Regions from separate parts of the Homo sapiens genome. Here region 1 is linked to region 2. Evidence: read pairs that join two places in POLR2A ChIA-PET (ENCODE). Cell type or tissue: K562. All regions are shown on one strand. Each heading gives the region's core, and the rest is flanking DNA. Links, peaks and the distances in the headings are about the cores only. Region 1 overlaps LINC01344 (long intergenic non-protein coding RNA 1344). Region 2 overlaps LINC01344 (long intergenic non-protein coding RNA 1344).

Region 1 (11,430 bases), core at 2,283-7,282, 64 kb before region 2:
ACCCAAATAGTAGCATTAAGAGATTAAGGAACAATGAGTTGTCCCACTCTGCTTGATTCCTCAGTTTTGAGCAACAAAGAATTCATCCAAAATATGCACTTGACTCCATTTGGTTCCTGAGTTGACTAAGAAACTGACAGAGACTGAGAGGGTAGGAATAAAGCCCCAGAGGAAAGATACTGAGTGGAACTTTACAGAATTGCATGGCTGTTAAATGCATCCATCCCAAGCCCTCCCCCTGGAGAGATAAAAACTGACCTAGGTGTCTGAGTTAACCTCTCTCACATTGGAATCATGTTAACACTGCTCTGGGAGCCTCTAACAAAGTGTAATTCCATGAAGAGAGAGCCACTCTCTCCTGTTCTGCCATAGACCACCAAATAACCTTGACATCCCGGGGAATGGAAGTGAATGCTACCAGAAAAAGGGTGGGGCCTGTGGCTACAGGAAAGAGGACTGCTCTAGGGAGGTGATGGCCACATAGTGGGGTCTGGGCAGTGATCCAGGGCAGTATGACATTCATCAGGGCCCCAGAACCAGGGAAGCCATCGGAAGGGAAACTTATTCCTGAGCACACACGTGAAATACCTCTTGGGGACTCCGAGGACCAATCAAGAGGGAATTTGCAGGAGACTGAGCAGGCAGAAACCAGAATCAGGTAATTGGGACATTAGAGTTTTTTTTTAAATTGATGTTGCTATATACAATATTGCTCCTAATTTTCACTGGAGATTTAGATTTGGGATCAGAAGACCCCAACCCCAAGCTTCAGGCTTTTTGTCTTTTACACTGGCATGGTAATGTCTGCTCTGCCTACTTCGCAAGGCTGTTACTTTTTTTTTTTTTTTTTTTTTTTAAGATACAGGGTCCTGCCGTGTTGCCCAGGCTGGAGTGCAGTGGCTATTCATAGCACACCACAGCCTAGAACTTCTGGGCTCAAATGATCTTCCTACTTCAGCCTCCCAAGTAGCTGGGACTTTAGGAGCATGTCACAGCACCCAGCTTTAGACTATTACTTTGAGAATTACATGAAATAATATAGGTGAGAAAGCTTTTGAAATCAGCAAATACTATTTGAATGTGATTTTTGATATCATTATCTTACAAATGCTTCATTATCTCCACTGTTACTTCCCTCCTATCATCTTTTCTTCTGAAGGCTTAATAATTTCTAAGCCCCCTTTTTGTGCCCTCTATAAAACACTGTGGTATTTGAGGTCCTGTGTGTCCTGAAACTATTTTGAGGTGCACATATGTGGTGGTCTTTACCTTTCTGAAATCATTTAACAGTTGTCCTGGGACCAGAATCTTCTGCAATTCCTTGGCCCCATGCCCAGGGCTCTGCTAAGGGTCTGAACATGGGCATGGGGCTAAATGTGGAGAGAGGAGCCAGTTACCCAGGGGCTAGAAATTAGAAAATGTGCTCAAGGTTTAGGCTCCTTGTATTAGTCCGTTTTATAACTGCTATAAAGAGCTGTCCAAGACTGGGTAATTTATAAAGAAAAGAGGTTTAACAGACTCACAGTTCAGCATGGCTCGGGAGGCCTCACAGAAAACATGCAATCATAGCGGAAGACGAAGGAGAAGAAATGTACCTTCTTCACCAGACTGCAGAAAGGAGAGCAATGGAGGAAGATCCCCTTATAAAACCATCAGATCTCGTGAGAACTCACTCACTATCACGAGAACAACATGGGGGAAACCACCCATATGATTCAATTACCTCCACCTGGTCTCTCCCTTGACACCTGGGGATTATGGGAATTCTAATTCAAGCTGAGATTTGGGTGGGTACATAAAACCTAACCACATCACTCCTGATGGTCCAATTCATAAAATTTTACAAGACCATTACCTGGAAATTAGGGGGTGGTAGCAAACCCTGAAAATGAGGGAGCTGAGAGGCAAGAAATCAGAGGCCCTACATCTGGAACCACCTCCTCCACAGGACCCTGCTTCTACTTCCAGAGCTGATGCCACAGGTTGGGACTTCCTGCTCCAGGTTCCAGCCAGGGAAACAGAGCCAGCTCCTCACACATGCTTCAGGTAGGCAGAGGAAGAGCAAAAAAGAGACCCCCATACCTTTTATTCCAGCAGCTCTGGGGAAAGGTTTACTTTCAAGGAAAATAGGGAAATGCACTAATTCAGAGTCATCAATTAACTCCGTCACTTACAAGATGTGGGACTCTGGCTTCAACCTACTCCTCTGAAACAGGAATAGTGTGCCTATTCAAAATATCTTGCAGGCAGCAGATCAAACAATCGGTTGTATCTTTTTTTAAAAAATCAGTTGAGAGTTAAAAAACAAAACAACTAAAAATTGTTTTGTAAATTTCAAGCATACAAATGCAAAGGATATGTATTTCCTATAGCCTAGGATCTCCAGGTCCCTAATAAGGGAGGCCAGCTATGATTGTTTGCTGGGATGCATGTTTCATTTAGAGATGCAGCTGAATAAGTCTTGGTTTTTTTTTGGTTTGTTTGTTTGTTTGTTTTTTCAGTATTAAAAGACCTTTCAGGCCAGGCGTGGTGGCTCAAACCTGTAATCCCAGCACTTTGGGAGCCCGAGGCAGGTGGATCATGATGTCAGGGGTTCAAGACTAGCCTGGCCAAGATGGTGAAACCCCGTCTCTACTAAAAATACAGAAATTAGTTGGGCATGGTGGTGGGCGCCTGTAATCCCAGCAACTCGGGAGGCTGAGGCAGGCAATTGCTTGAACCCGGGAAGCAGAGGTTGCACTGAACCGAGATCGTGCCACTGCACTCCAGCCTGGGTGACAGAGCAAGACTCCTTCTCAAAACAAACAAACAAACAAACAAACAAACAAACAAAAAACCTTTCAGAAACACATTGGTACTCCTAAGCTTTTACATATGTTCATAAGCCTTTAAATTAGGGTGGAGGAAAAATTATCTCAATTCCTGAAAAGATAGACATTAAAAGGAACCACCAAATAAAGGCAAACCCATTTTCCAGGTGCTAGAAAAGGGTGAGGAGTGGTACAATCTATGCAAGGCCAGGTGTGTGAGAAAACCATGGTACCTGAAAGCCTGGGTAAAAGAGCTGAGAATAGGATACAAAGGGTTCAGCCCCCCAGGTAGCCAAATGCCGCTGCAGGCTAGGGCTCCCTCCCTCCCTCCCTCCCTCCCTGCTTCGCTTTCTCCCTCCCTCTCTCCTTTTTCCCTTTCTTTCTTCCTTCTGTGGAGTTCCTAAATCATGGTTTCTTGAGAAACAGGATATTGGAGCTTCAAGGCAGAGGTCCCCAACATCTTAAGGAGCCTGGAGGTCATGATTCCTTGCCAAGGTGGGAATCACACTCCATCTTGGACTTCCGAGGCTAGGCAGAGTTAGGCATTTTCTCATCTGGGCTCCATAGGCCTGGGCCCACAGTTTTTTTCAGCATCTCTCTCACTGCACTGTAGCCATTTATTCACCAGAATGCATCCTTCCTGACCTGCGAGCTCTTCCAGAGCATGAACAGAGGAGTATAATGGTTTGGCACCCCGCCTTTGGTGCCAGAGAAACCTAGGTTCACACTCTGATTAGACCCTTCAGGGGCTGTGTGATTTTTCTGGGAGAATGAAATTAGATACCATCTATAAAAATCTGGACTTATGGTATAACCAATATGTGGCAGCTGCTATTACTTTAACTTGTTCTTCTGTATACAAATAATAATAGCTTTATCTGTTAGGATTCAGTGCAGGAAACAGAAATTGCTTCACTTACATTGAGTAGGAAGGGATTTAGTCAAGGGATAATGTGCTTGCAAAACGGTTAGAAGGGCTGAAGGAGCAGGTTCTAGGCTGGGGCTCACAAAGCAGTATAGAAATTAACCACCACCTCTAGGGCACCTCTGGAGCTGTGCTGGAATCCAGAAGTGACTGCTGCCTCTGCTACAATTCCTGCCTCTCGATACCCAAGAAGCTGGAGAATGGACTCTGGAACTCTGATGCAGAAAAACCTCCTATTTCCCCAGCTTTGCTGGCCAGCAAAATGGCTACAAAGGGGTGCAGCTTCTGCTTTGCACATCTTGCACTGAGTGCCTCTACTTGGCAGAAGACAGCTTGCTTCTAGAACCCCGACTGCAAAGGAGCCTTGGAATCATGGTGCTCAGCTTTCCAACTTCACCCAGCAAGAGGCAGGAATGAAGGTTGAGTGACCATCCACACCACAGCTGGCACTTTCAGCTGTCATTGGCCTCACAGCACCACAGTTAGGTAAGTGCCCATTTCACAAATGAGGAAGCAGAGCCTTCAGGAAGTTACCTTGTCTGCCCCGGGTCACAGAGGAAGGGGTGAAGAAGCAATGTAAACAGGTTCTATCTTAATCAAAGTCTATGCCCTTAACTACCATTTTTTCTAATCCTCCCTGCATCTTGAATGCCTAACTCTGCATGTGGCCACACCTACTGAATGAATGTTAGAGTTCATTCATCATGAGTTTAAACAGAAAATTACACCAACTTAGAATGCTGTGGCCTAGAGAAAGTGTCTTTACCTCCTGAGTGCGACCCAAGTCAGGAGGCAGGAGGCTGACTGAGGGACACGGAGGAGGTATGCACACTCACAGCATGAGGCAGAGCTGTGTGCACACATCAAGCAAGGAAATGGGGCCGGAATATGGGGCAAAGGCCTACGGATTGAATGGTGGATTTGGATGTGGGCCACTTCTTCCAGCCCCTGAAAGAGGACCAGGCAATGTGGCTATGAATGGGCCTAATGAGAATTGATTGATTCGCTCGAGATGTTTTCTTTTTCTTCCTAAAATAGAAAATGACATACCCCATGATTCATGCACTCCGGTGCCCGTGATAATGGCCTCTTCAGTGCACTGACTCTGCTGATAACCACAGGCACTCATCCTCCGCAGAGGGGTTGTGTGCCACACCCTAGGCACATAGCAACCCTGCAGGCTGTCAGACACCTGCCGCAGAGAGTGCTTTCCACACGCTCTCTGGGACATGAGGCACAGTTCCCAGGAGTGCCTGAGAAATCTCAGTTGCCTGGCATAGATGCTAAGGCCTGAGAGAAGAGCCCAGAGTCTAGGCCTGAGGGGCTGCAGTCTGCACACAGGAGTTAACTCATACACATATACAACCCACAAAGCCACACACATACATAGCACAAATACACACACAGATAGACACAGCACACACAGACACATACATCACACACACACAGACACAAACATGCACACTACACACATGCACAGCCCACATAAACACCCACAGAGTTGCAAATATACACAGCACAAATACACACACAAATAGACCACACGCAGAGAGACACATCACACATACACACAGATACAAATATACACACCACACACAAACACAGAGAGACACACACACCACACATACAACACACACAAACATACACACTACACACATACACAACCCAATAAACACCCACAGAGCCACAAACATATGTAACACAAATACACAGAGAGACACACCATGCAAAGACCCAGAGAAACACCATATACCACACATATGCACACACAAACGTGCACACCCAACACATCACCACGTGCAACACATACACCATACACGGAAACACATGAAGACACTTACGTACACCACACACACATATACACACACAGACACAAACATACGCAGCGCACACACACCACACACATACGCAGGCTCATGCACATACTCTACAAAAAGTGCCTCACTACAGGACAGCCATATCCTAAAAGGCTTAAAATAATGGTTATATGGCCTACAAACGCAGAAGGTGTGTATACAAACCAGTAAAAGAAATGAAAGAAAGCATCAAAAATGGTAAATACACGAAGATAAAATCCCTGTTGAAATGCACGCATGATATTTATTGGGATTGGAGGACAATTCAGGCAACACAAATAATTGATATTTAGTAATCTTTGGATTGTTCCTTGTGAACTTATTCAGTTGAACAGCACATTTTTTCAAGTGGCTGCCCTTTAGCCCCTGTACACTCACTGTGTGGCCACTGACTTACACCCACTGGGCATCTGCCAAGTCCCTACCTCATCTCCCTCCCTTCCAAATGTACCTGTCTGGGGACAGCCCTGCAGAGCCCCTGCAGCGCCTGTTTGATGATAGAGCTTGCCACCCAGTCCCTCTCATTCTTCCAAGCTCCTTTCCTGCCCAAGTCAGGAAAGTCCCACAGTTCTTGTCTCATAGTACACACAGGGAAGTTCAGGGATTTGGTGCTAACTTTAGTTAGACCCCGGCTTCCCAGAGCCCTGATTTCTTCCAGGGCTATAGCAGTTTATCTCTGTGTGCCCAGGGGGTGCTCAGGCCCAGGAATTGTGAATATTAGATGTTCCCTTTAGTATTTCTAAGATCCTATAGGGAAGAGTGGGAAATTGAAGTTAAGGGACAACTAGCAGGTGAGAATGACAGCTGGGGATTATTGACCAAGAAGGAAAGGATGGGCTGGTTGTAAATATACCTTCAAGACCCATTATCTTACTGAACTTGAAAGCTAGAGGGGAATGTACAGAGACCATCAGCTATAACCCCTTCATCTTCCAGATGTAGAATCTGAGGCCAGAAGAGTGAAACAATATGTCTAAAGTCAAAACCAATTAATTAGAAGCGACTCTGTGATCGCAAATGTAGAATTCTTCCCTAATGGAGCACTGGTTACCATTTTCTATTTTCTGATTCTATGGTATTATTTCACCGACTTGATGTATGGACCAAGATATTATTCTGGATTTGAGATTTTATTAGAGAAGCTAACAAAGTAAACATACTTTATTTAGGACTTTCCATTTTATTAGATGAATATTATATTCCTCTTTTCCTAAAGCAGGAGATGCTTATGTTGGACAACCAACTTTTATATAATATAATATAGAATATATATAATTTTATATATAACATAATATAGAATATTATTATTTCATTTAACATTTAAATAGTCCTGCCAGGTGGATACTACACATTTTATAATCAAGAGAGGAACAGTAGTTCTGGGAACGTGATTAAAGATGAATGAAGATCAACCCACTCAAGTTGGTCTGGCTTCCATGTCATGGAATTTCTGCATTGCCACTCTGCTTTGCAAGCTTAGGAGACACCTGCTGTGGTTTGAATGTTCATCCCCTCAAAACTCTTGTTAGCCTGAGTAGAGGGCACCCTGCACTCACTCTCCTGCCACCACAGTTGGCAACTTTTAGGAGCATATTCTTGCTCTACTGTGGTTGATTTGTATTTTGTTTTTCCTTCTTTGTTTTTCCTTTCCTATAATATAATATAATATAATATAATATAATATAATATAATATAGAATATTATATAAAAGGCACAACACAAGTTGGTTGTCCAACACAAACATCTCCTGCTTTAAGAAAGTTCAAAATAGAAAAATAATAAAAGTATGATTGCCTCATTACAAAATATATTTTATAGTAGGGTTTTTGTTTTTTGAAAAGATGTTCCCACTACATATTTCAACTCTGAAGTTTTCAGGGATAACTCAAGAAAAAATGGTATAAGTCAAGAAAAATAATGAATGTATATGTACTTTTGGCAAACTAATAATTCACAGGTAAGTATGTGTTTTTACTAGATTTATAAAACAGTAAGAAACAGGAAAGATGTGTGGATTAGTAATGTGAAAACAGAGGTCTACTTTACATTTGCCATAATTCCAGGCTTACATGAATCCCTTAAACTTTGTAAGCCTCTATGTCCTCCTCCAGAAAATTTGTTATTTTCTGGGTTTTTTTGTTATTTTTTATTTTCTGTTATTTTCTGGAGGAGGACATTGACTGGGACCAAATGAGTTCTATGGGTTTGCTGTAATCTATTTTCTGTTGCTTATAACAGAATACCTGAAACTGGGTTATTTATAAAGAAAAGAGATTTATTTCTTATAATTCTGAAGGCTGAGAAGTCTAAGGGTATGGCTCAGGATTCCACAAGGGCCCTCTTGCTGGAGAGGATCCCTCTAAAGAGTCCCAGCCTGGTGTAGAGCATCACATGCTGAGGGGACTGAGTGTGCTTGCTCAGGTCTCTCTTTCTCCACTTTTTATTTTTTTAATTTTAAAGTTTTTATTTGTAGAGATGGGGTCTTTCTATGTTGCCCAGGCTGGTATCAACCTCCTGACCTCAAGCAATCCTCCCGCCTCAGTCCCCCAAAATGCTGAGATTACAAGAGTCAGCCACAGCACCTGGCCTATTTCTCCTCTTCTAAAGCCACTAGTGCCACTCCCATGATAACCCATTATTCCATTAATCCATACATGGATTAATTCATTCATGAGTGGAGAGCCATCATTACCCAATCACCTCTTAAAGGCTTCACCTCTCAATACTGCTAAATTGGGGACTAAGTTTCAACAGGAGTTTTGAGGGGATGAACATTCAAACCATAACAGGGGTCTCCTAAGCTTGCAAAGCAGAGTGGCACTGCAGAAATTCCACGACATGGAAGCCAGACCAACTTAAGTGGGTTGATCTTCATTCATTTTTAGTCACCTTCCCAGAACTACTGTTCCTCTCTTGATTATAAAATGTGTAGTATCCACCTGGCAGGACTATTTAAATGTTAAATGAAATAATGGCCACAAAGTGCCTAGCCATTGCCTGCCTCAACATTGATGTTCAGTAATTTTAGTTTCATATCCACCTCCAACTTTGCCATTCTACTCATTGATAAACATATCAAATGTATAAAGAACTCACAGCATCCATCTGACTCAGTGAGCCATTTGGAGATTCAGTAATGAAAGACAATGTCATCCTTCCACGACGTGCCTTTTGCTTTCAATGTGGGAGGGATGGAAGCTAGCCTGAGTGGAGGGCACCCTGCACTCACTCTCCTGCCACCACAGTTGGCAACTTTTAGGAGCATATTCTTGCCCTACTGGGGTTGATTTGTATTTTGTTTTCCCTTCTTTTCACTGAGTTTTGCCTACTTGCTTCTTACTGATGATTTCATTTCATTGAGATTCATATACACAAACACACGCACGCACACACACAACACATATATTTGTCTGCCTCTCCCTTCAGTCATGGATCATTTCCTGCTTAAATCATTTCCCCAGGCTCCCCTCTCCTTCATCTGGCTAACCCTTCAGCTTTCCTCATGGAAACTTTTCTGACCCTTCACCATTCTTCCTATTTGCTTTCATAGCACCCTATGTTCTTCCTTCCTAACACTTACCATGATCAAAATTGCATAATTTATTTGTGTCATATTAGTCTGACTCCCTTTCCAGGCTGCAGGCTCCAAGAAGACAGCAAGCTTGTCTATTTTGTTCACTGACCTGTCCCTAAGACTTGCAGTGCTTAGCATTTAGTAGGGGCTCCAGAAATATGTGTGGAGTGGATGGATGGGCAAATAAATGAAAGGTGAATGAATGAATAAGGCCCAGAAGCTGGCTTTCATCCATAAGAATGGGCTAGCTCTGCGGTGGCAGGTCTGCCCCTTTCCTCATTTCATATAGAGCTTCATCTTCACTCTTGCCATTGGCAGGATTCCTCCACAGCTTCTCCTACACTCTCTTAAAATGAAATTGATGAAATTGATTTACTAGTAACATGAACAGTTCAGCCAGAAAGTTTTCATAGATCATGATTCTACAGAAATGCAATCTTGCTCAAACTGTGGCTTAAACACACATCCATAATACCCTCTGTGTCTTCTAATAGGGTACCAGAATCTACTTTGGGATAGCCCACATGGTTATTAAGAGAAGTAGGATGGTTAAAGGATCTTACAAACAACAGGACCCATTTTAGATTCCACGGTGACAACTTTTCTAGCCCAACAGTTCACCACTAAAGATTCTGCATGCATCATTTGGGGTCCCTTACTTTTGCCTCTTGGATTTCCTACCCTCTTTGTGCCCCCAGTTAATCAAATGAGCAGGTGAGCAGGAAAGAGCTCCTTAAAAGTAAGGTGTGGGTTTAAATCAAATCAGTCTTTTTTCCTATTGACGACTGCCCACAGAGCATAAAGAGTACTTGAGACTTGGAGAGAAAAGTCAAGGAGGGAGCAGAAAGTGAGGCAGAACCATGGATTTTTTTCTCTTTATGTTTCTGTCCTTAATAAAATAGCAACACGAAGGCTTCTCAGATGATGAGTGGTTTTCCTCTTCCAGTCCAGTCTAAGAATCAGGTTGAACAACTGCAGGCAGCTATGTAAGAAATAGTTTCCAAAATAATTTTCCATAGCTCTGCTGTGTTTGGGTCAACCCTCAGGCTTCCTGACAATAGATTTGTTCTTGTTTCCTCCTGATACCTGGTGCAGTGCTTTGGTGATTGTGCTGAGAGGACATGAGTACCCGCCTCTCAAACTCCCAGAGGTAAACTGGCATTATGAAGGAACAATAGCCCAAGTTTATGTTTGGAGGGAATATATTGAAGGATGCTATGTTTAATTTCACTGCTTCCGTGAATGGTCTTCAAGATGAATAGCTTCAAGATTCCTATGATTTCTCATTTCTTTTTTCTTTAAATAGCATATCAGGGCCCCCAGTTCAGCCTAAATAGCGTTCATTTCAGCAATTCAGACCTGTCTGCGTGTGTGTCACAGAAAGGCGGGGCAAGGGTCACTTTGGAAGGGGATTTTGGTGGTGGGAGTCTATACCCTGGAGTGGAGCCGGCTTGGGTACTTCAGACATCAGCGGGCTCCTCCCTTGGCTCCAGGTAAAAAGAAACTGTACACTGAAGCTGCAATAGCCAGTTTTCAGAAGCTAGGGGAGATGTGAACAGCACAATCTGATGCCGGGGGAGAAAAGGTAGCTAAAGTGGGAAGGAGCAATATTCTGTCTGCTTCTGTGCTAATCCTGCAGCATTTGGGGGATCTTGAATTCTTCTGAGACTGTAACTATCTATATCTTTGGGGACATGGTGGCAGCAGCGTTGGCAGACATCAGCACCCTCATGGGGCAGAGTCCATGCGGGATCATGTGGGCACATGCAAAAGATTCCTGAGGATTCCTGATGAAACCTAAAGGAGAGATCTCACAGAGAGGGTGGAGGATGCAGGAGCCCATCGGACAGCAATGATCATTGTTAATGTGACCCTGTTTGGAAACTTAAGTGTAGAACAGGGAAAGCACACATTACAGGAGAATTATAAAATGTCAGTGCTGGGAAGGATCTTAGAGATTATCTAGTCAAATATCCCTCATGATACAGGTGATGATAGCAAGGCCCAAACAGGATAGGCTACCCACCCTTGCTTGATGACCAGTTCACAACATAACCAGGGTAGAACATAGTTCTCTGGAGGCTCAGCCCATGACACATGATGGACTCCTGACATTCTTCACATGTTTGTAGGGCACTGAGGACTTCTGTTGTCTATGGGGAGAAAGTGTCTTCTAAGCACATACTACTTTGAGGGAAGTCCAGGGTGCCTTAAGTCAAATGGAACTTGGGCTATGGGCTGGGGTATTCTGTCCAGGGTACTCTT
Region 2 (11,430 bases), core at 2,907-7,906:
AGTAGACTTCCCATGTCAGCTCCCAATGTGCAACCCAGGGGTTTCATCTTGAAACCATGTAGTCTCCAGTTTTAAGTGATTCAAGAATGTTTTGACCTCCCTTCTTAATCTAATCTATGGTTTCCAAGATAGTCAATGCCTCAGAGAGAGGCTGTCATAAGGGTCCCTGTTCTTTAAAGTGCCAAGAAAAAAAAAATGGTTAGATAGATCCTTTGTAGCATGCCTTTAGTAGTAAGGTGTAACCTCGAGGTTTGAAAAATGAATGAATGAGGCCGGGCATGGTGGCTCATGCCTGTAATCCCAGCACTTTGGGAGGCTGAGGCGGGCGGATCACTTGAGGACAGGAGTTTGAGACCAGCCAGGCCAACACGGCGAAACCCCGTCTCTACAAAAATACAAAAATTAGCTGAGTGCGGTGGTGTGTACCTGTAATCCCAGCTACTCCCGAGGCTGAGGCAGGAGAATTGCTTAAACCCAAGAGTCAATGGCTGCAGTGGGCCGAGATTGTACCACTGCACTCCAGCCTATGCAGCAGAGCAAAATGCCATCTGAAAGAACGAAAAAAGAAAAGAGAGAAGAAAGAAGAAAGGAGAAAGGACAAGAAAAGAGAAAAGAAAAGAAAAGAAAAAAAAAAGGAATGAATGTTAAACATGCCAGACCCTATTTAAATGAAGAAAAAGGATATTTGTTTGGTTTGCCTTATAGAGTCCGGCCCCTCCAAAGATTCTAAGACAAATTACATCTAACAGTGGAGACTGGACTTCCTCCTGAAGAACAAGCAACCATAAAGGGATGGCAGCTCGGCAGCAGCCCAGTAACACAACCAGTGACAATCTGTACACCAAGTTTCTGTGGCATACTGCTCCTTGAAGGCAGGGCTTGAAAGCTTTCATTCTTCTTCTTCTTCCTTCTTCCTCTTCCTCCTTCTTCCTTCCTTCTTTCTCTTCCTCCTCCTTCTTCCTTCCTTCCTTCCTTCCTTCCTCTGTCTCTCTTGCTTGCTTTTGCTTCTTCTTTCTCCTCCTCCTTCTTCTCTCTCTCAGCAGATCAGAAAGTTTTAATTCTACATTCCCAGTTCTTAGCACACAGCCTAAGACATAGTAGACACTTAGTATATATTTGCCAATGGATACTCATACTTGCTTTCTCTCCTTTTTTAATTTTTTGTTTTGTTTTTGTTTTTGTTTTTGTTTTTCTGAGACAGGGTCTCACTGTTTATTGCCCAGGCTGGTCTTGAACTCCTGGGCTCAAGCAATTCTCCTGCCTTGGCCTCCCAAAGTGCTAGGATGACAGGCGTTAGCCACCACACTGATCTTCTTATCTTTTTTTATCTTCCATCTTTCTCTTTTTCCTCCTTTAACATCTCCTTCCTGCCCATTCAGGACCTGTTGAGCCTGCATTACTAAAAATAACTGAGGCCCTAATTACTAAAAGTGAGGGATTACCTTCCCCTTCTCTACCTTTGCCCTACCCTCCCCCATCCTCTCAGGCAATACATAGATGCTCTTTGTGAAATATTAAATATTAAATCCTATTTTTTAAAAAACTGATGGTTCCCAAACTGTGCACAGTGGCTCATGCCTGTGGGAAGCTGGGGTAGGAGGATGGCTTAATGCCAGGAGTTCAAGACCAGCCTGGGCAAAAAAATAAGATTCCCATCTCCAAAAAATAAAAATTAGCTGGGTGTGGTAGTGCATACCTGTAGTCCTAGGAACTTGGATGGCTGAAGCAGGAGGATCTCTCGAGCCCAGGAGTTTAAGCCTGCAGTGAGCTGCACTCCAGCCTGAGAGATAGTGCAAGACCCCATCTCAAAAAACAAACAAACAAAAAACAAAAAAAAAACCCCACCAAAACCCTGATGATTCCCTCATTTTCTGGATGGCTCAGAATGATCGTATCCCTCTTGAGTAATCCAGCCCTTCTCCTATTTCTTCATCTTCACCCTCATTTTTCTACTCACTTCTTTCCCACTTCCAGTGGTCTCAGTCCCTGGGTCGTCTGGCTGCTAACCCTCAAAGCTGAGAAACATGACCCTTAGAGTCTTAGAGCCGTTCCTTGGGACACCCCCTTGAAGCTCGTGTGGGATTCCTTTTCTTTTTTTTTTTTTCCCCAGATGGAGTCTCACTCCGTCACCAGGCTGGAGTGCATTGGCACGATCTCGACTCACTGCAACCTCCACCTCCCAGGTTCAAGTGATTCTCCTGCCTCAGCCTCCCCAGTAGCTGGGATTATAGGCGTGCACTACCATGCCCAGCTAATTTTTATATTTTTAGTAGAGACAGGGTTTCACCATGCTGGCCAGGATGGTTTTGATCTCTTGACCTCATGATCCGGCTGCCTCGGACTCCCAAAGGGCTGGGATTACAGGCGTGAGCCACCATGCCCAGCCTCGTGTGGGATTTCTTTGAGATGGGTTCACAGCTGCTGTTGGCTGCCCTCCCCACCTACACTCCACTATCCTGTCCTGTGCTAGTCCCAAAGAATCCAAAAGACTACCTCTGTCCTGCCTCTGGAGACTGGACACATAGGCTGTGCTGGTGGCCTTCAGGGTATGCTGGCCACCATCACTGAGGAAAACAGTGCATTCTGTTCTGGAGTATGTGCCAGATTAAGGGCAATCCAGGCAATGTGGAATATAAACAATGATGTGGGAGCATAATGTTGGCACTCTCAGGAAAACAGATAAAACTCCCTTGTCCAATCCAGTTTTATTTTTTGCAGAGACCATTTTACTTTCTTGAGCATCAAAACATACACACACATAGGGTTTTTTTGTTTGTTTGTTTTTGTTTTTGTTTTGAGACAGAGTCTCGCTCTGTCGCCCAGGCTAGAGTGCAGTGGCGAGATCTCGGCTTACTGCAAACTCTGGCGAGATCTCGGCTTACTGCAAACTGCTGCCCCCCTTCCCCCTACTGCCAGGCTGAAGCAATTCTCTTGCCTCAGCCTCCTGAGTAGCTGGGACTACAGGCACATGCCACCACTCCCAGCTAATTTTTGTATTTTTAGTAGAAGCAAAGTTTCACCATGTTGCCCAGGCTGGTCTCAAACTCCTGACCTCATGTGATCCGCCCGCCTCGGCCTTCCAAAGTACAGGGATTACAGGCATGAGCCACCTCACCCTGTCACCCACATAGTTTTGAGCCCTGGTCCCACCTGTCAGGTAGCTGGTCCACACTCCATCCCAGAGGAAGCTCTTAGGTCAAGGGGTGGGAATTTCAAGAGGGGCAACGAGTAGCTGGAAGCCATGTTCCCAGGCCCATGTTTTACCCCAGCCTCCTGCCCCACATCCTCCCCATAGATCTCACGTAAAGGGCCTGTGCCTTGCAGTGAGGGCTGTTTCATCTACCTGCCTTCCTAATAAACTTTCAGACAGAAGTATGTATGTGTGAGTGTGTGTGTGTGTATGTATGAGTGTGTGTGTGTGTGTGGTGTTAAATGGGGATGTTAATATAGTCAATACTAATTCCTAGATAAGAACATTGTCTTAGTCAAGACTAATTCAATGCTAATACCTAGATAAAAACATTGTCTTCATCTTGGAAGGTGAATACCTGTTCATTAAATGATCATTGCTTTGGAAGAACTTTTAATGGGAAATACTCAGAAAACAATGCCAATGTGGATGGGGAGACAAGCACGACGTCCAATAGACACCATGCATTATAAGCAGAGATAGAGATAAAGATAGGCATTGAACAAAGAGAGAAGGAAATACACCAAAATGCCCAGAGAGGTTTTCTCCAGGTTTGGAGTTACAGGTGATCTTTGCTTTCTTCTTTCCTGTATATTTCTGTGCTGCCCAAGTCTTTTACTGTGAGCAAATGTGACTCTAGTAATGGTGGGGATTAATAATTTTTTAATTTGTTTTTCAAATGTAGAACACTTTTCCCTGTCTCCCAGTGTCATCAAGAAGCCCAGAAGAAAGCTGAGTGACCTGGCCGGGCGCAGTGGCTCACACCTGTAATCCAGGCACTTTGGGAAGCCGAGGCGGGCGGATCATGAGGTCAAGAGATCAAGACCATCCTGGCCAACATGGCAAAACCCTGTGTCTACAAAAAATACAAAAAATTAGTTGGGCGTGGTGGTGCATGCCTGTAGTCCCAGCTACTCAGCAGGCTAAGGCAGGAGAATCGCTTGAACCGGGGAGGCGGAGGTTGCAGTGAGCTGAGATCGTGCCACTGCACTCCAGCCTGGCGACAGAGTAAGACTCTGTCTCAAAAAAAAAAAAAAAAAAAAATCCTGAAAGTTGAGGAGTGACCTCAGTACTAAGGCCCTCAGATCCTCCAACCCCATGGCACAGGCGCTCCCTCCTGTTGTCTAGCACAGTGTCTGGCGAAGGCCATCACCCTTATATGAGGGCAGAAGGTGAGCTAAAGCCCTATGGAAAAGGTGGCTCAGGCATATACAGGCCTGTAGGACCAAGCTCAGAGACAGACCTGTGGCCAGTGGCTCCACAGCTATGCCCCAACCTAAATGTGCCCCCAGAGCTTGCTCCAAAAAGATTCGAGGAGTAGGAGGGGAACAAGGCAAAGGAGATAAAAAGGGGATTACTGGGAAAGTATTAGAACTACCCTGGACCGGGCACGGTGGCTCACGCCTGTAATCCCAACACTTTGGAAGGCCAAGGTGGGCAGATCACTTAAGGCCAGAAGCTTGAGACCAGCCTGGCCAACATGGCAAAACCCCGTCTCTACCAAAAAAAATACAAAAATTAGCCTGGCCTGGTGCCGGGCACCTGTAGTCCCAGCTACTCAGGAGGCTGCAGCGGGAGAATCACTTGAACTCAGGAGGTGAAGGTTGCAGTTAGCCAAGATCGTGCCACTGCACTCCAGCCAGGACAACAGAGGAAGACTCCATCTCAAAAAAGAAAAAGAAAGAGAGAAAGAGAGAAAGAAAGGAAGGAAGGAAGGAAGGAGAGAGAGAAAGAAAGAAGGAAGGAAGGAAGGAGAGAGAGAGCAAGGAAGGAAGAAAGGAAGGTAGGAAGGAAGGGAGAGAGAAAGAGAGAAAGAGAAAGGAGAGGAGAGGGGAGAGGAAGGGAGGGGAGGGGAGGGGAGGGGAGAGGAGAGGAGAGTGCCCTGCTCAGGAGGTAGCAGATTTCCAGGGACCCCTGAGGGTCAGAAGAGAAGGACTGGGAGAAAGCCAAGGAGTTGAGGCAAGGTTCACATCAGCTCAGGGACACCCACGTCCTCCTCTGGCTCTAACCATCCTTCTCATTGACAGATCTTTTTAACTGCCTTTTGTTTCCTCTTATCTCCCTCACCCAGCCACCAGCTTCTACCCCCACCCCCAACTGAATTGCATCACCATCCACTGAGCTCCCAGGGCCTGCAGCTGTTGCTGCCTGGGGTGACAGACACACCCCGATTTTTGAAGGGAATGAGCTTATGAGGTCAGGGAGGAAGGGGGAATTGGGGGCTGGGGAGAAGCAAAGCTTGGAGTAAACTTCCCAGAACTGCAGAGGGTGGCTGAGACCACCCACTCTTCTTACATTGTCACTGTGGTCAGAGCCTTGAGCCACTGTCAAGTGTTGGATTCAGAGTGGGTGGGTGTCCAAGGAGAAGAAACTGGAAACAGCAGGGAGGAAAGGGCAGGCACAAAAGTGTTGTGGGTAATTCCTTCTGGGAGAATTGATAACTTTTGCATTCATCTGGCAGGGCCCTCTGGAAGCAGCAATAAGTTGACATCTGTTCTTTAGCTACTAATGCCAAATAGATTACTTGACAGTAGTTTAATATGCACAACTAGGAACTCTGTGTGTGTGTGTGTGTGTGTGTGTGTGTGTGTGTGTTGGTGGAGGGTGGGTGGGTGGAAAGGGAGCAAGAGGGAAGATCTTTTGAGAGGGTAAGAGGACTATCTGCATTCCTCCAAATTTCTGGAGAAAGAACTCAATAACAAATTCAGAAAAGTATATTAAGTCCTGGGGGATTCTGAGCCAATCTTCCCACAGCTGGATATGTCAACATCTGTCCTTCGGTCCTCCTTGTCCTCAATTTTTTTTTTTTGGAAAATTGACCCCATTTTGATAAGAATGTCTGTGTTTTTGAAAAACATAACCCATCACATATGATCTCCATGGCAATGATATTTTGCTATAGGAGGCAGTAGTAGGATGTGGTGGTAAGAACATGCACCTCAGAACCAGACACCTGGGTAAAAGTCTGACACTGACAGTTACAAGCTGGGTGAGCAGTCTGATCACTTGCCAAGTTGGGTGACACTAGTTCCTCGCTCACACAGTTGTTGTAAGAAATGAATGACAGGTTCAGAGAACACGCAGTAGAATAAAAAAGAAAGAAAGAAAGAAAGAAATGAGTGGGCATATGCACCGTGCTGAAACACAGAGACTGGCACGTAGTCAGTACTGCATAAGGTCAGCACCCTCCGTATGACCCCACCCCAAATCCAGCCACTCCGGGTATGTCGTGATGAACTAAGCATTAGAGCATGGGGCCTAACGATGGCATGGCTGCAGGCCAAATCCTGCCTGCTGCCCACTTAGCCCAAGAGTTAACATTTTTCTAAATTTTTTAATCACTGGGGTACGAAAAGTCAAAAACAAGAATAGCATTTCATGCCACATGAAAAACATATGAAATTCAGACTTCAGTGTTCATAAATGAGTTTTCTGAAGCACAACCACACTCATTTGTTTATGTATCTTCTCTAAGACTGCTTTTCCGCTGCAATGACAGAGCTGAGCAGGTACAACACAGATGTATGACCCACAAAGCCTAGAATATCTACTATCCGGCCTTTTACAAAAAAAGTTTCATCAGCCTTGCATTAGAGGATCAGCAGTCCAATTCCAGCCCTGCTTCCCACCTTCCAAATAGAGATAACACCTTCTCTGTCACTGAAAAACCCTCACCAGCATGCACGCGCGCGCACACACACACACACCACACACACCACTTGGCTTATTCACCGTGATGCTGTTAACACCAGCTGGCCTCCACTTTGGAAAGTGTAAGACCAGATTAGGCTATAAAGCATTACTGTTATTTTCTGAGCAAGCACTTGGGGGTGGTGCAATCCCAGTCAACACTACTGAAACAACTCAATGTGCTCTTTGTTCTCCAAGTCCTTGATCTTTCGTTCTTATTACAACTTCTCAGGGCCTGCTGTGTTCATTTGAACTGGTTCAGCTGGAAAAAATATGAGTTGGGTTTTGTTTATACCTTAATCAGCTGACTAGAAAGGGGTTAGAAAGAAGAGAGTGAGGAAGCATTAAAATGCATACATTATTGAGTGTTTGCTATATGCCAGGCACTCTGGAATTACAGTAATGTATTAATAAGGAAAGGTCCCTGAGAGAGGGAGAGACAAACAAAAAGGCAAGTAGTTATAAAATAATCCAATAATTCCTATACAGAGACATAAACAAAGCGCTGAGGGAACAAAAAATAATTTATTCTACTAGGTTTTGAAGAGGAGCATCAAGAAAAGTCACAGGGGGTGACAGCTTTGGCCTAGGAGGCTTTGAAGAGTGGGGAAAGTTGGTTAGGTGAGAAGAGAGGGTTTATCCTTGGTAGAACAGGAAAATAACAGTGGCAAAAGCAAAGAGGGAGGAGGACATGTATGGCATGTTCAATCAGCAGGGAGTGCAGGAGGAGACTCCAGGAGACAAGCTGGGGCTGCACTGCAGAGGAGCCTCTGTACCACCCTCAGGGGATGGCACTTTATCCTGGAGGTGATGGAGAGTCTTTGCAGATTTTTAAAAGGGGAGAGAGAAAATCACATGTGTGCTTTGAAGATGATCATTATGGGAAGCAACGTGGAGGGATGTGCTGACACAAAGAAAACCTGGATTTAAAAAAGGGCTGGGCACGGTGGCTCATGCCTGTAATACCAGCACTTTGGGAGCCAGAATGGGGGGATCACTTGAGGTCAGGAGTTCGAAACCAGCCTAACCAGCATGGTGAACTCCCATCTCTACTAAAAATATGAAATTAGTCAGGTGTGGTGGCACATGCCTGTAATCCCAGCTACTTGGGAGGCTGATGCAAGAGAATCGCTTGAACCCGGGATGCGGAGGTTGCAGTGAGCTGAGATCACACCATTGCACTCCAGCCTGTGCAACAAGAGCAAAACTCTATCTCAAAAAAAAAAAAAAAAAAAAAACAACGAAACAAAACAACAAAAAAGTCATGGGTGATGGATGATAGCAAAGTGTGGTGGGAAGAAAGATCTTGGATGTAGAGTTCATCGAACTTCACAATATATTGAACTCACAGTTGAAAGAGAGGGAAGAGTATGAGGATAAATCCCAGGTTTCTGGAGTGGGTACCTGGACAAATATTGGTGCCATTAATTGAGACAGGAAATGGTGGAGGAGTAGCAGTTTGACTGGGGATGAAAAAGATATTTGGGCTTATAATGTGGTATTCGACTTGTAGCATATGACATGGTTTTAGGTCATCCAGGTTAAGAAATCCAGCAGGCAATTACTGATACTCTAGGTCTAGAGCCCAGAAGATGCAGGAGCTAGAAATAGACATTTAATAACTTTCAGTATATGATGCATGACAGCAGAGGACCCGTGCATCATTCATGCATGGGCTCAGCAAGTGTGGAAAAAATAATCTACAATTAGAATCCTAGGGAATACCAGCATCTAATTGGATGCAAGGCAAGAGAAGCCAACTAAGATGGGAAAAAAGGAGAACCCAGAATGAAAAGTATTGCCAAAGCCTCGAAGAAGGATGTTTCAGAAGTTTCTCTGCCACTGGAGAGGGTCAAGAGAATTAAAAAAAAAAAAACAAACAAACAAAACCCCACAAAGCACAAACTCTCTCAAATAATGGATTCCCATAAAGCCCACTTGGAATTCTGTGAAAGGGTGTCACCTTGGAGAGTTATAAAAATCAATTGGCCTGCTTCCAGAACTCAGTGCCTAGGGTTAATAAACTGGAAAGCAGAGGTGTTTTCCAAGACAGACAATTGGTTTTGATGGGCACCAAAAAGCAGCTGTTGGGTTTGCAAAAAGGAGTCATTGGTGACTTAGCCAGGAAACATTTCAGTAGAGTAATAGGAGCAGAGACAAATTTACATGGTTTCAGAAGTCAGTGGATTTGAAGAAATAGAAACAAGAAGTAAAGCATGCACTTTCAAAAGTGGCATTTCTACAACTGTTTTATGCTTTCCTCGTTTCTTTTTCTCTCTCTCTTAAACACCAATTGTCTGTCCTGGAAAACACTTCTGCTTTCAATTCACTGGGTGCTGTTTTCCGAAAATAGACCAATCCATTCTCATAACTCTCCAAGATCACATTTACCCTTTCACAGAATTCCAAGAGGGTCTTACAGGAACCCATGATTTGCAGGGTTTTTGCTCTTGCCAAAAAAGTGTTTCTAGAGAAAATCAACAAAAAGATTGAAAAGTCCCTGGGGGAGTGAGGGTACACCCCACAGGATGGGTACCTCTGTAAAGGGGTCTGCCATGGGTCTGCGTAGGGAGTCAGTCCTCCTCTCTCTCCAGTGAATGGCACGGTGCCAGTGAAGAAGGAAAAGGGGGCGGCTGCACTCTCAAGCTTCTCTTCTAACACCAAGCTTTCTTTCCTACTTTAGCTTGAGACCAACAAAAAGTGGAGAACTTAGGGTAGTGTGGGACCAGGTCCCTGGTGAGCTGGGTTCTAGTTCCAGCTCTACTTCTTATCCCCAGGTTCTACCAAAGAGAGAGTTTTCCTACTCTAGTTTGATTTCTTAAAATACAAATATGATTAATACATTTGCTTAAAACCTTCAGTGTGGTTTCACCTTGCCCTAGAATTAAGTTCAGTATCCTTAGTAGGAACAAACAGCACCTTCCACATCTAATAGCTGCTAGATCTCTCCTCCAATTCTCTTGTCCAAACAAGTGGAATTTTTTTCTTCCAAAGCAACATGCTGTTCTCTCTCCTTGTGGCTTTGAAATGTACTAATCCTCTCCCTAGAGGCCTCAGTTTTCACACTTTATCTGGCAACCTTGAACTCCTCTCAGTTTTGATGCCAGCTTCTTCAGGGAACTCTTTTCAATTCCCTAGGCTTGGTTAGACCCCTAGATCAGATTATATGTTTATTTCCTAGCACTCAAATGCCTTGTGTCAGTTGTTTAAGGTCAGTCTCTCCTACTAGAATATTAAGCATCCATCAGGGCAGGGAGCTGGTCTGCCTTTTTACTACTACGACCCTAGCACCAAGCATCAAAAAATGAATAACATGTTCTTTTGTTCATTCATTCATTCAATATGTTGTAAGTAGCTGATCATACAATATATGAAAAATCTCTTCCAAAAATATAAGATCCAAATACTTGGAACATTTTCTGAAGAAAAATGCAGTCAATATAAATCTAGTCAACAGTCCTGAAGCCAAAACTCAAAATGTGCATTTATAATAAAGGATGATACTATTATGATTACTATACATGACTTCAAACTGGTTTTTATATCTCATTACTTTTATAATCAAATTATTACATTAATATATGTCACTAATAATATATATTTGATCTCAGACAGGTCATTATATCTTAGTACCAGAAGGGATCTTAGAGAGCTCCTAACTCCTTGTATTTTTGGGGACTATATCAAATTTAAATATTCTAGATCCCATAAATCATTGACATTTCACAGAAATTCTAATATTCCTACAAACAATATCTGAAAGAGTTAAGTTAGCAAACATCACAATGACTTAGTAAGCTGAGTTCATCAAACACGCAAATATGAGTAAAACAATACTCTACCAACTTCTACTGTAAACAAATGGTGAGAATTACAATTCAAATATTTTATTAACTAACATTTTTTCCCTGAACTTTTTCATTGAATTGCCCAAATCTTTGAATGATACTTCATATACTTTTACAAATATATACAACCATAAAGCTGCCATTCAGATCAATATATACATTATCTACACCTCATACACTGCCTTCTGCCCCATTGCGATGAACCTCTGGCCCCACTCCCACCAAAGGTAGTCAGCATTCTAAATTCTTTCACCATACTTGGGCTTTTCTTTTTTGAACTTCATATAAATACAATCATAAAATATGTCCTTTTTTGTGTCTAGCTATTTTTGTTCAAAATTATATGGGTTAGATTCATATATACTTTTGCATTTAATAATAATTTGGTCTTTTTCATTACTGTATAGTATTCCATTGACTATATCTGCCACACCATGCTACTATTGATGGACTTGTGGATTGTTTCCAATTTGGGGCTACTGGGAGTACAACTTCTGTGAAAAGTTTTGTGTTGTGGTGCATACATTTACACATTTCTGTTGGTTATAAGCCTATCTATGAAATTGCTAAGTCATAGGGTAGGCTTATGTTCAGCTTTGGTAGATATTGCCCAAAAGGTTTTCTTTTTTTTTAATTTTTTTTTTTTGAGACAGACTCCTGCACTGTTGCCCGGGCTGGAGTGCAATGGCCCAAAAAGTTTTC

The links. Peaks named below come from ENCODE experiments on the same cell type or tissue, not always from the same donor. Only the 100,000 strongest peaks of a DNase experiment are listed, where the experiment ranks them.
Region 1: POLR2A ChIA-PET joins it to region 2 with 10 read pairs; 4 of 35 experiments call an interaction of 5 or more read pairs at or near these places.

What each region holds. Positions count from the first base shown.
Region 1 is chr1:182,231,551-182,242,980 of GRCh38, forward strand. All of the region lies in intron 2 of LINC01344 (long intergenic non-protein coding RNA 1344), which reads right to left. Among named protein-coding and RNA genes, the nearest start is that of LINC01344, 77 kb to the right of the region's middle. In K562, for the core only: a CTCF peak has its summit at 4,877; a DNase peak (open chromatin) is centred at 4,861.
Region 2 is chr1:182,294,929-182,306,358 of GRCh38, forward strand. All of the region lies in intron 2 of LINC01344 (long intergenic non-protein coding RNA 1344), which reads right to left. Among named protein-coding and RNA genes, the nearest start is that of LINC01344, 13 kb to the right of the region's middle. RefSeq lists an enhancer at 6,781-7,298 and a silencer at 9,056-9,105. In K562, for the core only: a CTCF peak has its summit at 7,015; DNase peaks (open chromatin) are centred at 5,253 and 7,013; H3K4me3 peaks cover 235 bases.